Regions from separate parts of the Homo sapiens genome. Here region 1 is linked to region 2. Evidence: chromatin contacts called from ENCODE Hi-C or POLR2A ChIA-PET data. All regions are on one chromosome and are shown on one strand. The core of a region is the stretch at or near the end of the contact, and the rest is flanking DNA. Distances in the headings are between cores, read along the strand shown.

What was found. Hi-C counts contacts between places; a loop is a spot of excess contacts on that map. ChIA-PET counts read pairs that join two places held with the same protein, here RNA polymerase II (POLR2A).
Region 1: a loop to region 2 is called in a map of breast epithelium, with 18 times the contacts of the local background. The contact joins the promoter of PRDM12 here to the enhancer-like site in region 2. A Hi-C loop is called at or near these places in 1 of 168 maps with a recorded cell type or tissue (breast epithelium). POLR2A ChIA-PET finds 5 or more read pairs at or near these places in 1 of 52 experiments (activated T-cell).

Annotation. Positions count from the first base shown.
Region 1 is chr9:130,659,392-130,666,209 of GRCh38, reverse strand. It overlaps PRDM12 (PR/SET domain 12), which reads right to left and starts at 1,616. Exons shown (of 5, transcript NM_021619.3): 1 at 1,334-1,616. The coding sequence starts at 1,556. RefSeq lists enhancers at 369-1,042, 2,333-3,174.
Region 2 is chr9:129,649,895-129,656,714 of GRCh38, reverse strand. No RefSeq gene overlaps it. Among named protein-coding and RNA genes, the nearest start is that of ASB6, 11 kb to the right of the region's middle. Within about 2 kb of position 2,019, at least 2 of the 41 ENCODE cell types and tissues checked have a DNase peak (open chromatin) inside an H3K27ac peak, as active enhancers do.

The DNA.
Region 1 (6,818 bases), core at 367-2,866, 1.0 Mb before region 2:
GGCCAACCGGAGACTCTTTCGCCTAGTCGGCTTCCGGGAGCCCACTGTGTGTCCAGGCTCTGGGCACTGGCAGAGGAGCCGGGCCGTGATCAGCGCTGGGGACAGACCTCGGGCTGGCAGGTGTTGGAGGTGCCAAAGAAGCACCGGCAGCAGCTGGCCAGGCTCTGCGCTCGCTGTGTGACCCCGGGCGCGCCCGAGTCCCTCTCTGCTCCCAGGCCCTGGGGTGCCAGGGAGGGCGGCGCCCGGGCTCAGACAAACCCCGATGTCATCTCTCTGGGCGGGGAGGAGCCGCGGCGGCCCCCAGCTCCCCGAGGGTTCCCCTGTCGGGCATCTGCGGCAGGGCTGGAAGCGGCGAGGCGCACAAGGGCGGCCTCCATGTCTTACAAGGTTCCCCTCTAAGCTACCTGGGAAAATACCCGGCGAGCGGGCCGGCTGAAAGGGGGGGGTTAAACGGTGTCCATTGCGGCGCGGCGGGCAATTTGTCACGCTGTTAAAGTGATCGCATTCATTCGGCTCCATTCGAAAGAAATTGCTAATTCTAAATTCATTAGCCCTGGAAGAATGCTGTAGCAGTAAATTGTAGCTCAATGCGGAGGGGACTTGTTTAAAAGGGGCCGAGGAATTCCCCTTACAAAAAAGGGGGATTAGATGGTTGACATAGCGTGAATGGAAGTGGAATTAGTCTTCACGGTAAATTAAGAGAGGAACAGAAATCGTAAAGGGGGAAAAGAGGGCGACGCGCAGAGATGCCAGAGCCAGGGAAAGATATTGTTTGCGGGTTGATGAATGAGGAATAAGAACTTGAGACATCTTAAAGAAAAGAAACTTTTCTCGCTCTCTCTTTCTCTCCCTCGCTCTCCCCGCGGCTTTTTCTCCCCGCCCGCCCTCCCTCCACCCCCTCCCCAGCCCCGGCTGCCTTTTAAAGTTCTTGGTTTAAGTGGGAACTTTCGTGGGTCAAGCCCAAGTTAACTAAATGAATTTAAAACCCCTTCTTTTTGAGTCAACTGCTATTACACGCCTAGTAAGGCTGTAAATGCCGGGAACCCGCCAGCTCAAGCGCAGGAGGGGAAGGGAGGGGCCGGCGGGGGCGTCGGGGCCGAGCGACGGGGTCGCCGGGGTCGGTCCTTGAGCCGGGTGGGCTGCGGAGCTGCTTGGTGGCTCGCGTCCTGGTTTGGCCCATGGGGAAACTGAGGTGCACCGAGCGCCGGGAGAGCCCAGGTTGGCGCGAGTAGCAGCGAGGCCGGGTATCCCAGCCGCGTCTCGCGCATCGCCAGGACGGGAATGGGGGTCGCCGGGAGGAGGGATTGCGCCGGGCTCCGACGGCTGGACTCACCGCCGGAGAAGGACTGCGCCAGCACCTCGGCGGTGAAGGCTGTCTTGGGGCTGGCGTGGTGGCTCTTGTCCTCGAAGAGCTGCTCCCCGAGCACGTTGCGCCAGCGGCCGTACAGGAAGCTGTGCAGGATGTCGGAGGTGATAACCTCGGCCAGCGCCAGTCCCGGCGCCTTCAGCCCGGTCTTGAGCACCAGGGCCTCAGCCGGGAGCACGGAGCCCATCATGGGCGGCCCGGAGCTCCCCGGCGCCGGGGGACGGCCGGGCCGACGGGGGAGGTGGGCGGGCGAGAGGGGAGCCCAAGGGGCGAGAGGAGAGCGCTGCGATGGAGAAGGAACCAGAGCAGGGGGAGGACGGAGAGGAGGAGGACGCAGGAGGGAGCGGGAGGTGAGGGGGCGACTGGGAGGAAAGCGAACGAGGGGGAGAGGGGAAGAGAGATGGTGAAATCTGTAGAGATGGCAAAGGCGGCGCGGAGGGTGGAGAGACGCGGGTGGAGGCGGAGGCGGGTGCGGGGGGTGCAGGGTGGGTGAGAGGCGGGTGGTTGCAGGGAAGCGGCAGCAAGGGGCTCAGGCGCGCGCTAGCCTCTCGCACACTCGGCCGGGGCCGTCTTCCCCTTGGCAAAATCTCAGCGCCTTTATAGGAGCCGCAGTGACCCTCCTAATTGGTTATTAATGACCCCCTGACGTCGGAGGACAGACTTGTTGTACCCGGCTGGGCTCGAGGAGCCTTCGTCGCGAGAGCGCGAGGGGCGGGGGCGCGCGGACCGCTCCAAACAGTACCCCTCCACTCCTCTCTCCCCTTCCTGGTCCTTCCTCCCCCCTCCTGTTTTTCCTTCTCTCCCCGTGGGAAGCGCAGGGCAGGGAGGGAGGCTCAGCCGGCTCTGAGGAGAGGAGGGGACGGAGAAGGGGAGGGGGTGCGGCGAGGCTCTCTAGGACTCCAGGGACCAGGCTAGACAAGAGGGGACGCCTGGCTTCGGGCCCCGCGCTCCCCTCAGGCCTGATCTATGTTCACCGGCCTGGCCCAGCCCGGCGTTCACCTTTACTTTGCTGCCCCGGCTGGCCGGCCCAGCCCTGCACCGCTCTCCCTCCCCGGCCAGAGCCCGCGTCCTCTTCCCTCTCCGGCCCTGCACTCCCCGGGCCGCCACAGTCGCCCCGAGCTCGCGCGCAGCCCTAGTTGCCACGCGGATCCCCTGCTCAGACTGCGCTGCTGAAGCCGGCGCTTCGCTTCATACGGGCCGCGCCAACTCGGTCGCTGTGCACGGTCGGGTGCGAAACTCCTCCGCGGGCTCACGGGGCTGCCGAGGCGGGGCCGCAGCGGCCGTCGGGGCTGGGGCTGGTCCCGGCCTGAGACAGCTTCATGGAAGGCCAGGCTCCCGGCCCTTGCGGGGCCAGGTCGGGGGTCGAGATGGGCGGACAGGAATCGCCCTGGCAGCCTGTCTCTGGGAAAAGAATTTCCTACGGGATATAGGGGGATTGAAAGGGGTCCCGAGACCCTTCCTAGGTGGGAGCAGGCGTGCCTGAGAGCGAAGTCCCTCAGAAACTGCAGGCAGCTCCGCGAGAGGCCTCAGTGCGGGTTCGGCTTGCGGCCCGGCTTTCCGGCTCCTTGCTGAGCTGCAACCTCGGGAAGCCGGTGGCGTTGCGGCGCCCCTTCCTTCTTGCCTCCTAGTTCTTTCTTTCTCCTCTGCCTCTCTCTTCTTTCCCTTCCTCTCCTCTATTCCTCCTGCCCATCATCCCAGGAGCAGACTTGCTTTGCGGCGGTTTCGAGGCACCTCGGAGCCCAGCGATCCCCTCTCCCGAAGCAGGTAGCTGCTGAGCCCAGCGGAAGGCCCCGCTTCCTGCAGGCTTCGCGGCTCCCCAGTGTCAGCCTCAAGCCTCGGACCCCAGGCCCTGACATGCTGGGTGAGGGAGCTCACCCCACCTGCCGCACTTCTGGCTCCCATCACCAGCCTACAATTTCAGATGCCGCTAACAGAGGTGCCTGGACCCTCTCGGCGTGGGTCAGGCTCACGGATTAGTCTCCGCTGGACTGTGTGGACTCCCTAGACCTTCTCCTCAGCGCGGAGGACTTGGGTGGAAGAACAGCGAGCTGACCTCCCATGAGCGAGACCCTGTCCAAACGCCTGTTGGCATAGACGCCCCTCCACCACCCGGACGCGCCTTGGCTAAGAGGGTCTCACACCTGGCGTCCAGACTCCAGACCCCTGGTCCCCAGTTCCTGCCAGTAGTCTCCGGCATCCCCCGTCCCCGTTGGGACGCAAAGGGAGGAAGGCGGCGGTAGCTGGCCTTCAGACCCTGCGTCCGGGTCCGCCCGAGGCTGGAGCCCAAGGAAGGGCACACCTGGCAGAAGGCAGGACCGTTGGGCAGGGCGCCAGCAGAGGGCAGCGCTGCTGAGGAGGGAGGTGGGTTAGGGTCGCCGAACCCTCCACTCATTTTTCGACGCAGCTTGTGGGTCGCATCGGCTCCCTGGCCAGAGCTCGAGTCTGAGGGGGCGTATGGAGTCCGATGGCTCCTGCAGGGGAGCCTCACCGGGGCCTACTTCTTGGCTTCTGGGAAGACCTAGGTGGAGAGGACAAAGTGCTAGGAGCGAGGGAGACGACGTCGGGGAGCGCTGCCAGGAGCCAAGCGCTGCGGCAGCTCCCAAGCCCCGAAAGCGACCTCAGTTCCTCCAGGACACCAAAGGGGGATAAGGACTGCTGTGTGTCCTGTGGACTGCCCCTTTCCTCTCTGGGCCTCGGTGTCCCTGTCTGTGCAATGGTTTGAGTTGGACTTTGTGAACTGAGGTTTCTTTGCTTGGTCTCTCTTTGGGTAAGATCACTTTACCCCACGACAACCCCGAGGATTTTGCCCTCTCCAGGGCCACGTCCCACTGCGGGAAGCCCTCAGGTCTGTGCATCCTCCGTGCTGGGGTGCAGCGTTTGGGTCCTGAACCCCGGCTTAGAGTTAGAGGCTTGGATTCCGCTGGCGCAGTGACCACGGGCTCGGACTGCGGCCAGGGAGTCCCATTCCTCTCCTCCGGACCCGCAAGCCCGGAGAGCAGTACTGGGAGCCGGGCAGAAGCGGAGCGCAGAACGTCCTCCCAGCTGGTGCGCCCAAATCTCCACCGCGCTCACATTTTGTGCTTCTAGTCTAGCGGCAAAACCCACCTGGACCCCCGCCCGGGGAAAAAGGAGCCCGTAGGTAGCGCCCAGTCTCAAGGTGCATTGAAATAGGGAGCAAGACCCTGTGCTCACATCTCCCCGGGAGGAGATTTCGAGGGGAAACATTCCGGGCTTTCCCAGCGGATGACCCGTGTTATTTTGTCATTTTCCGCGGGGCCCAGGCGCGGAATGTGCTCGCGCAAAAGCCCCCTCCCCTCGGCCGGGCCGGAGCTCTCAGGCTCCGTCGCCCCCCTCGCCCGCTGGCCGCCACTTGGCGATCTCTTTAATATTCATGGGCGTTAATAGAGAGGCCCTCAGTATATCGGTCCATTGTGGGCGGCTCGTAGGACTTGAATAGGCCTCGGCCCCCTTTCTTCGGCGCGGCTTCCCGAGGGGCCGGGCCAGGAGTGAATGGCCCCGCTTCCCGCTCCGCGCCCCCTCCCCCTTTCAGGGAGAACATCTTTATCCTCTTCTCCGCTGCCGCCGCCGCCCGGGCCCCCATTCACGCGGCCCCGGCTCCGGGCGGAACGAATCAATTTGCCGCGGCTCTTCGGAGGTCATCCTCGCCGCCCGGGTGCCCTCTTCCCCTGAGCCCACGGGAGTGGAGAGAGGGCCGCCGCGGCAGGCCGACGGCCCCACGGAGGGACATTGAAGGGGAAGTGGAGGAGAAGAGCAGGGGCGACCCGGAGGGGTGGCTGGGCCGGGGCGGGCAAGACAGTCTCAGGGCCCGGCAGCCGCCCGGGGTTGGCTAATTTCTAGTTGTTGCCCCGCTCAGGGCGGAGCGCCGAGGGGAAGGAGGCCGCGGCCCAAGCCCGGAGGTCCGTTCGTCCTCCCCTTGAGGCACCAGCGCGCGTCCCTTCGGCCCGGCTGAGGCACCTATGAGAACGGGGGCGTGTGGGACAGCCCAGGGCCCCGCACGACGCTTTCGTTCTCGCCGGTGCGCCGGGGCTTAGCTCCGGGAGAGCCAGGTCCCGACAGTGCGCTTCAGGGGGACGCTCGGAAGGGCGGCCGGCTTCGCGGCTCCTGCGCCCTCGCTCTGGGGCCCGGGCCTGGGTGCGGGGGAGGGGGGTGCGAGTCGGTCAGGCGGGGCCAAAGCGCACGGGTCCCCGCCCTGCCCGCCCCGCCGGCCCTCAGAGGCGCAGAAAGAAGCCCATTGTCCGCCGAGAAATACATTTTTGGGGGCCGAGTGAAAGCCCGTCTTTCTTTTGAACTTTAGAAGAAAGTCTCCTGTTCTCGCCCCTCGGAGGGAGAGATTTGTCCCCCCTCCCGGGAGCTCCGCGCGCCTCCTCCTCCCGAAACATCTGCCGGGGGAAAATCCACCCTGGAGGGCAGATCGCGCTCGCTTTAAGCCTGGCGAACTCATTAAAAAGATATTAGCGGCGGGGGCAGGTCCCGCGCAGGTATCGATCGGCCGGAATGAGCCCGAGGAAGAAAAGGCGAAGAATGCGCCCGCGCCGCGCTCAGACGCCCACCCGCCCCGCCCAGCCCCTGCGCCCCAGCCCCGCATAGGGAGAGGGGCCCCCGCGCCGCCTCGCACTGTCTGTGAGTCCCGCGGCCCGCGGTCCAGCCGCCCCCACCCGGGCTCCTCGGCACAGCCCCTCGGCAACCCTCCCCTGCCGGTGCTGCGCTCCGTCCTGGCTTCCCCTGCGCGCAGGTTCCCGGCCGCTCCCCTCCTCCGCCCGCTGCCGTCGCGCGCCCAGCATCCGCGTCTCTCTTCTCCCCCTCTCCTTCTCTTCCTCCTTCCCCAGCGCTCCCCTCTTTCGCTGGCGCTCCGACTCCCTCTCCAGCTTCGCACACCCTCTCCGCTTCCTCCTCGCACGTCTCTCTCTGGCTTTCTGAGCCTCAATCTTTCGCAGTGGCCCAGGAAATTCCTTCCTCGCGTGGGGCCCGCGCCGCTCCCCTCCCCCCACCCCCGTTCCCCGTAAGACGGTTCAGGGTTCCAGGGCGCCCCCGCCGGCGCGTACAAAGGCGCGGCTGGCTGCCAAGGCGGGTGGGGGCGAGGCCGAAAAAAACGGTTTCAACAGACGTGACTCGGGGCCAGGCCTGCGCGGGGCTGCCGGCGGAGTGGCGGCCTCGGCTCAGTGAATGGGGACAGCGGCCCCCTCTCCCACCCCACCCCTGTCCCCTCCCAATGTAATTAGCTTTCAAGGCTCGGGAGAGACAAAGGCGCGCCCCGGGGCGCCCACGTGGAGTGCGTAGGCGCGAAGTCGGCGCCCCGACCGGCAGGTGACTGGCACGCGAGTCTCCCCAGGCGCCCAGGGGCGGAGGAGGGGAAGCCCCTCCCCTGCGCCTCTCGAACCCCCTTCCATCGCCCACACCCCGGTCCCCAGGCCAGCGATGCCAGCGCCACAGC
Region 2 (6,820 bases), core at 770-3,269:
TACTTGCAAATTCAAAGATAAAGATGAGCTCCACAATAGCAGGGTCCCACTTAAGGAGCCTTACTGTAAGCCAGGCAATGTATTAATACTAAACCGTATTGTCTCAAAGCCTCCTTACGACTCTCATGCAAGGAAGGGAAACTGAGGCTCAGAGATCTTAAGCTCTGTGTCCCAGTAAGTTTGTCAGCCTCTCAATCATCACGCCAAGTTGTTCCATGAGAATTAAGGGCCAGGAAGTTATCTTTTTTTCCTTGAAGAATTATAGTCTCTCCTTTAAAAAAACAACAAACAAACAAACAAAAAAACAAATAATGAAACCTGGGCAACCTGCTGTATTCCCCTTTTTGCCTTGGCTACCAGGAAACCCAGAGCTAGTGTTATGATGTAATCACAGTAGCTCTATCTGTCCAGGTGGCAAGTCAGTGTATTAGCCCCCCTTTTCTTCTCCTCCCACATGGTTCTTTGTTTTCCTGTTTTTGTTTTAAATCTTTTATAGGTGCTGGCCCCACATTCGACACTCTCCAGCTGCCGGACATTGATTGGGTCACTTCACCTCTCTGGGTTTCAGTTTCCATCCTTGTGAAGCCATAGGTAATAATAGCACCTCCCTGCTAGGGTTCTGAGAATCAAATGAAAAGATCCATGTATAATAAAAAGCCTAGCAGGAGCCCATATGTTGAAAATATTCAGTGAACATCACCTATGGATGGGAAGAAAGGCTTCGAGAAAGCCAACATAGAGAGAGAACCTGTCCTAAGTGGGAAGATCCTGCTGGGTTCAAGGCCGGTCCCACTGTGGGCTTGCGTGTGACTTTAGGCAACTCACTTCCCTCTCTGAGCCTCAGCTTCCTCACTGTAAGCTGTTTGCTGTGCCCTCTTGACGCTGTAGATGAGAGTCCAAAGACTTTGTGTGTCCTTTTCACCATGAAGTCCCCAAAGCCTTACACAGGAGAAACTGCTACAGGAGGCGGGGGCAGCTGGCACATAGCAGGGCTCCCTACACGGCGAGCCCAAGAGTGAGCATCTGGTGGAATGCTGGTGGTCAGGGTCTCCACTGCCCACCTGGCAGGAAATGACCGGCACCAGGGTGGTGGACTGTACTTTGGCCAATCCTGTGGGGGCTGTTAGGTAGGTTGGAATCCTGAGGACCCAGCAGAGCAAGGACAGGCCCAGATCTGGGTGTGGAAACAAATGACAAGCTACTTTTGGGTGCCTACTTGGCGCAGGGCTCCAGGAGAGCAGGGCTGTAGGCCAGGCAACCCCCTTGCCACCCCTCAGGGACTGCAGGCTTCACAGGGAGCCCAATGGGAAACAATCCTGAATGATTCACACCACCATGATTTATTGAGCACCTACTATACACTGAGGCATCCCGGGTGTGCACCGGGCCGTGAACCCCAGTGGGCCTCTTGAGGAGATGCTACGGTCCAGCTGTGGCAGCCTGGTTACTGCAGACTGAACTCGGACAGGCTTGACCACTCTTCCAACAAAGACGTCTTCCAAACTGTGGGCTTTGGGTTTCTGGGACAGACACAGCTCCCAGGATGACCCTTGCTGGAGAACTCCCTTCAGTTACAAATGGGGAAACTGAGGCTCGGAGAAGAAAGGACTAACCGCGAATCTGGGACCCAACTCCCACTACTGCTCTCCAAATTGTCTCCTGGCAAACTTTCCCCACTCTCCCCTGTCGTTCCTTCCCTGGGAGTCGTGGGAAGGATGCCTGAGGCGAGGGGCACAGGCTGAGGCCTGGGGGGCCCTGAGACTTCCCAGAGCCTTCTGGAGCCCTCAGGGCCTGCCTTCCTCCCTCCCCGGGCCCTACATCTTGCTGCGATTCCCCTGCGGTGCGGTGGAGCTGTGTGAGGCTGTCCACTGCACACAGCGTGGGGGGGCATGTGAGGATGGGGAGCACAGTGGCTGACGACCAGGCGGGGCTGAGGATTGGGACCAGGCTCTCAGCTCACGGGCTTAATTGGGGATATAATAGTTATTATTATTTATAACTTACTCTTGAACCCGCGCCAGGAGGGTGTATTCACAGCCTGCACGATCCAGGCAGGCGTTAAATAATTAAACCAAGGGCCTAATCGGCGGCGAAACTCCCCGTGGGCTCCCACTTCCTTAGTCCGCTGATTGCTGATATTTTGGGAGTGAAATATGATCATGTTTACGATCAAAGAGATCAGAGTTCCAAAGGAAAGAAACGGAAAAAAGGAGGAGGGGGTGCGGACTCTTCCAGTTTTCTTTTCCTCTGAGTTAGTGGTCTGGTAAAGTTTCTTTAAACGTGCAAAGATTTACACACCTTTCTGCAGGCAGCCTTAAATTACTCCCCGATCCCTCACACATTTCCCTGAGCAGTGCAGGAACAGTAAGTCATTGAGAAAGGAGCAGGCCTCCCCGTAATCACTCCGGCAGCCTTTGAGAAAGAGAATGTCTAATGACTTTTTTTGAAGTCGAGGTCAAGGTTTTTTAAATAAAACAATCTGTATTAATGCAATTTCCTTTTTAGCTGTAGCATTGGATTTTTTTTTTTCTTTTTGGAAATAGGAGGCAGGGCAGGGAAGGACATCATTTTTCTCTCACCAGACAACGCGTCCCTAATGAGATACATTTATTTAAAAATCTGTATATCATCACCCTGTCAGGGCCTCCAAGCGGGACCCTGAGCCTCCCCGTTGGTTTGTTTCAGATTAGCGGGACGTGTGAATGGCCCTGCAGTCTGGCTTGCTCTCCCGGCCACTGGTCTTCCCTCTCCCTCTCCCTCCCGGGGAGTTCAGTGCAGGTAGCCGTATTTTATGCCCCACCATACCCTGCCCCATCAAATCACCCAGATCTCAGTACAGCAAATTTGGCCTCGGATCCTGGCCTCGGGTCCTCCACCCTCCCACCCACACCCCACCTGCCTCCCGCTGCTCAGCCCTGAATCCTCAGATTCCTGGAGGCCTCCCTCCTTTGCCCCAGGAGGAAATAGCGCCCAGTGGTGATGCCAGTGACTCCGCCCCACACAGATCTGAGTTCGAGTCCCAGCTCTGCCTCTCACCAGCCCACTCACTGAGCCAGCCCCCAGTTTCCTCAAACCTTCGTGTCTTGACAACAAGCCTGGGGTCCACTAAACAGCAGCGGCCACCATCCGGGACTGGGGAGGGGCACTGGGGATAAAGCTGTGATCAGATGGCCCAGAAATGCAGGGAAGTCACTGAGCCAATATTGATAGCGAATGTAGGAGCAAGAAGATCAGGGACCATAAGGGAGGGGGAGAGAGGGGTATCAGGGAGGGCTTCCCTGAGGAAGAGGCATTCAGCCCACTGTTTTTGTTTGTTTGTTTGTTTTTTGAGACAGAGTCTCACTCTGTCACCCAGACTAAAATGCAGTGGCACAATCTTGGCTCACTGCAACCTCCACCTCCCAGGTTCAAGTGATTCTTGTGCTTCAGCCTCCCAAGTAGCTGGGATTACAGACATGCACCACCATGCCCAACTAATTTTTGTATTTTTAGTAGAGACGGGGTTTCACCATGTTGGCCAGGTTGGTCTCGAACTCCCGACATCAGGTGAGCCGTCCACCTTGGCCTCCCAAAGTGCTGGAATTACAGGCGTCAGCCACTGCATTCGGCCTGTTTTTCCTTTTCTTTTCTTTCTTTTCTTTTTTTTTTTTTTTTTTTTGAGACAGGGTCTCACTCAGTTACCCAGACTGGAGTGCAGCGGTGCAATCACAGCTCACTGCAACCTCAATCTCCCGGGCTCAAGCGATCCTCCCACCGCAGCCTCCCTAGTGGCTGGGACTACAGACACACACCACCACACCTGGCTAATTTTTTTATTTTTTATTTTTAGTAGAGATGAGGTCTTGCTGTGTTGCTCAGGCTGGTCTCCAACTCCTAAGCTCAAGCAATTCTCCCATCTCAGCCTCCCAAAGTGCTGGGATTACAGGTGTGAGCCACCGTGCCCAGCTGAGCCCACTCTTGCAGGTGGAGCTGCATTCAGTAGGTGTAGGAGGGCCAGGTCTAGATGTGGCCAGGCAGGAGACCTAGCACGTGCAAAGGATCCTCAGAGCACCTGGCTTTACCTGCTCCCGGGGGCTGCAACTCACAGTAGCATTTTTGGTATCACTGTGCCTCACTTTCCCCTGCATGCCCAAGAGCTCAAGTTTTATATATATATATATATAAAATATATAAATTTCTATTTTATATAAAAATTATATATATAAATTTTATATAAAAATATATAAGTATATATATTTACATATATATATATATATATTTTTTTTTTTTTTTTTTTTTTGAGACAGAATCTCACTCTGTGGCCCAGGCTGGAGTGCAGTGGCGCGATCTCGGCTCACTGCAGGCTCCACCTCCCGGGTTCACGCCATTCTCCTGCCTCAGCCTCCGGAGTAGCTGGGACTACAGGCATCCGCCACCACGCCCGGCCTATATATATTTTTTGAGACAGAATCTCACTCTGTCGCCCAGTCTGGAGTGCAGTGGCATGATCTTGGCTCACTGCAACCTCTGCCTCCCGGGTTCAAGTGATTCTCTTGCCTCAGCCTCCCGAATAGCTGGGACTACAGGTGCGCACCACCATGACCCGCTAATTTTTGTTGTTGTAGTAGAGACAGGGTTTCACCATGTTGGCCAGGCTGGTCTCGAACTCCTGACCTCAGGTGATCTGCCTGCCTCAGCCCCCCAAAGTGCTGGGATTACAGGCATGAGCCACCACGCCCGGCCTCAAGTTATATTTTTAAACTCTGTATGCACCAAGGTTATGGGACATCCATAGGTGCCTGGCCATCTGTAGACCTGGCCCCCCTACATCTCCTGAATGCGGCTGCACCTGCAAGAATGGGCTCGGCTGGGCACGGTGGCTCACGCCTGTAATCCCAGTACTTTGGGAGGCCGAGGTAGGAGGATTGCTTGAGCTTAGGAGTTGGAGACCAGCCTGAGCAACACAGCAAGACCTCATCTCTACTAAAAATGTACCAAGCTCTTTCCTCTGCTCACCCTGGGCTGGACACTGGGGACCAGGTAGAGTGGCCTCTGCCCTTGGGGCCACAGCCAAGAGAGGAAGACTGAAGTCGGCCGTTCCACTCACGCAGTGGAGGAGAATGCAGGTGCCACGGCAGAAGCAGGATTGGACATCAGTCACCCTGGCAGGATGGGAGTAGGGAAGGGGCCCCTGGCTGTCTGGGGACGAGGGCTCCTCTAGGGGGAAGTCTCTGCAGGGGCTGAAGCCAGCTTTGAAGCAGGTAGCAAGGGGCTGGAGTTGGGTTTTAGGAGCCGGTGTTGAGTCTTAGAGGGGAGAGGGTTACCCCAGAGGTTGCTTGCCCAGGCCAGAGGCCATGTTCTCCGCCTGCAGGCATGGCTGAAAGGCCTTTGGGAGACTCGTGTGGGCCTGGGCGCTCTGGAACCTGGGAGGAACCAGTAAGCTTGGAGACCGGGGACAGATGGCTCATGTCATATGCTGGAAACTGTCTGAAAGAGGGGACCAGGCCAGTGTCAGATAGCTCGGCCTTGGGGGTCAAGGTGAGAAAACCATCCGCCATTCCCAGGCCATGAACACCCACCCTGGACCAGCCCGGTGCTGGGACCTGGGGCCGGGAGGGTTCCTCCTCCAGAGGGGCAGAGAGAGAGGCCCCATTGCCTCTGCCCCCACCTCCTCTCTCAGTTCACTCCTGCCCAGGTGGAGGGCCCACTTCAACCACCACTGACTGCCCAGGCGAGGCCACCTGGCCCTGGCTCCCGCTAGCACTCGGCACCTAGCACGCCCCAGGCTTGCTGGGAGCTTCAGGCCCAACAACCACACTGCTGCCTCCCTAGAGCCTAGCCCAGTGCTTGGCACCAGCAAGCACAAACTCCACAGCTGCCAAATGACATCATCACAACCCAAGTGACCCATGCAGCATGTCTAGACAGTACCCAGACAGACTGAGGACCAGATCCCGGCACTGCCACTCCTGTACCTTGTCATCTTGGGCTAGTCACATCCCCTGTCATCTGCAAACAGGAATAATGACAGTATCTATGACCTAGGTGTGTCGGGAGGGTTCACCCCACGAGGCATGTACCAAGCGACTTAGGGGCTTGATCAATGCTGGCCACCCAAGGGATGCTTGGCCTGGTATGTTGGTTTCTGCAATTCTCTGGGACTTGACTTCCTTTGTTTGTCTGTAAAATGGGTCTTTAACCCTTGTCATCGCTTACACCTTCATAACCACATCCCAAAGCCCAGCCTGGCCCACCTCCCCCTCCTTCCTGCCTCTGCCTCTCTCGGTCCTTCTTGATCGGTTTTTCTGTCTCTCTCTGTGTCCATCACGATTTCACTGTCTTCATTTTTTGGTTTCTGTCTGCCTTGTCTCTCTCCCTCTCAATCTGCCTGGAATTCTGTCCCAGAGGAACCAATACTCCAAGGCTCGACTACATTCCCTTTTACAGCAGTGAGATGGGAAGAGGGAGAGAGAGAGAAAGAGAAGGGGGAAAAAAAATCAAAGCCCACATATTGGTTCCAGATGTGGCCCTCTCTCTCAGCCCTCTCCAGCAATTTAATTAAATTCCCCCAGACAGCCAGGAGGGTTTCTTAATGATCAAATTTCCCCAGCTCTCCTCCTCGAACAGCCCTTGTTCGGGTTCACTCCGTCTCCCTGACGGATGGCCGACCGGATTCTTCCTGCCGTCGGCGCTGCCAAGCTGGGCCAGTGGGGGTGGAGTGGGGGGCTTCCCAGGGAGCACAAAGGACTCTGGCCCCCTGCCTCTGCCCTTGCCACTTCCAAAGGGGTCTGAGTGCTCCTGAACCCACCCTGGGTCAGACTGCAGTGGCTGGAGGGGCCCC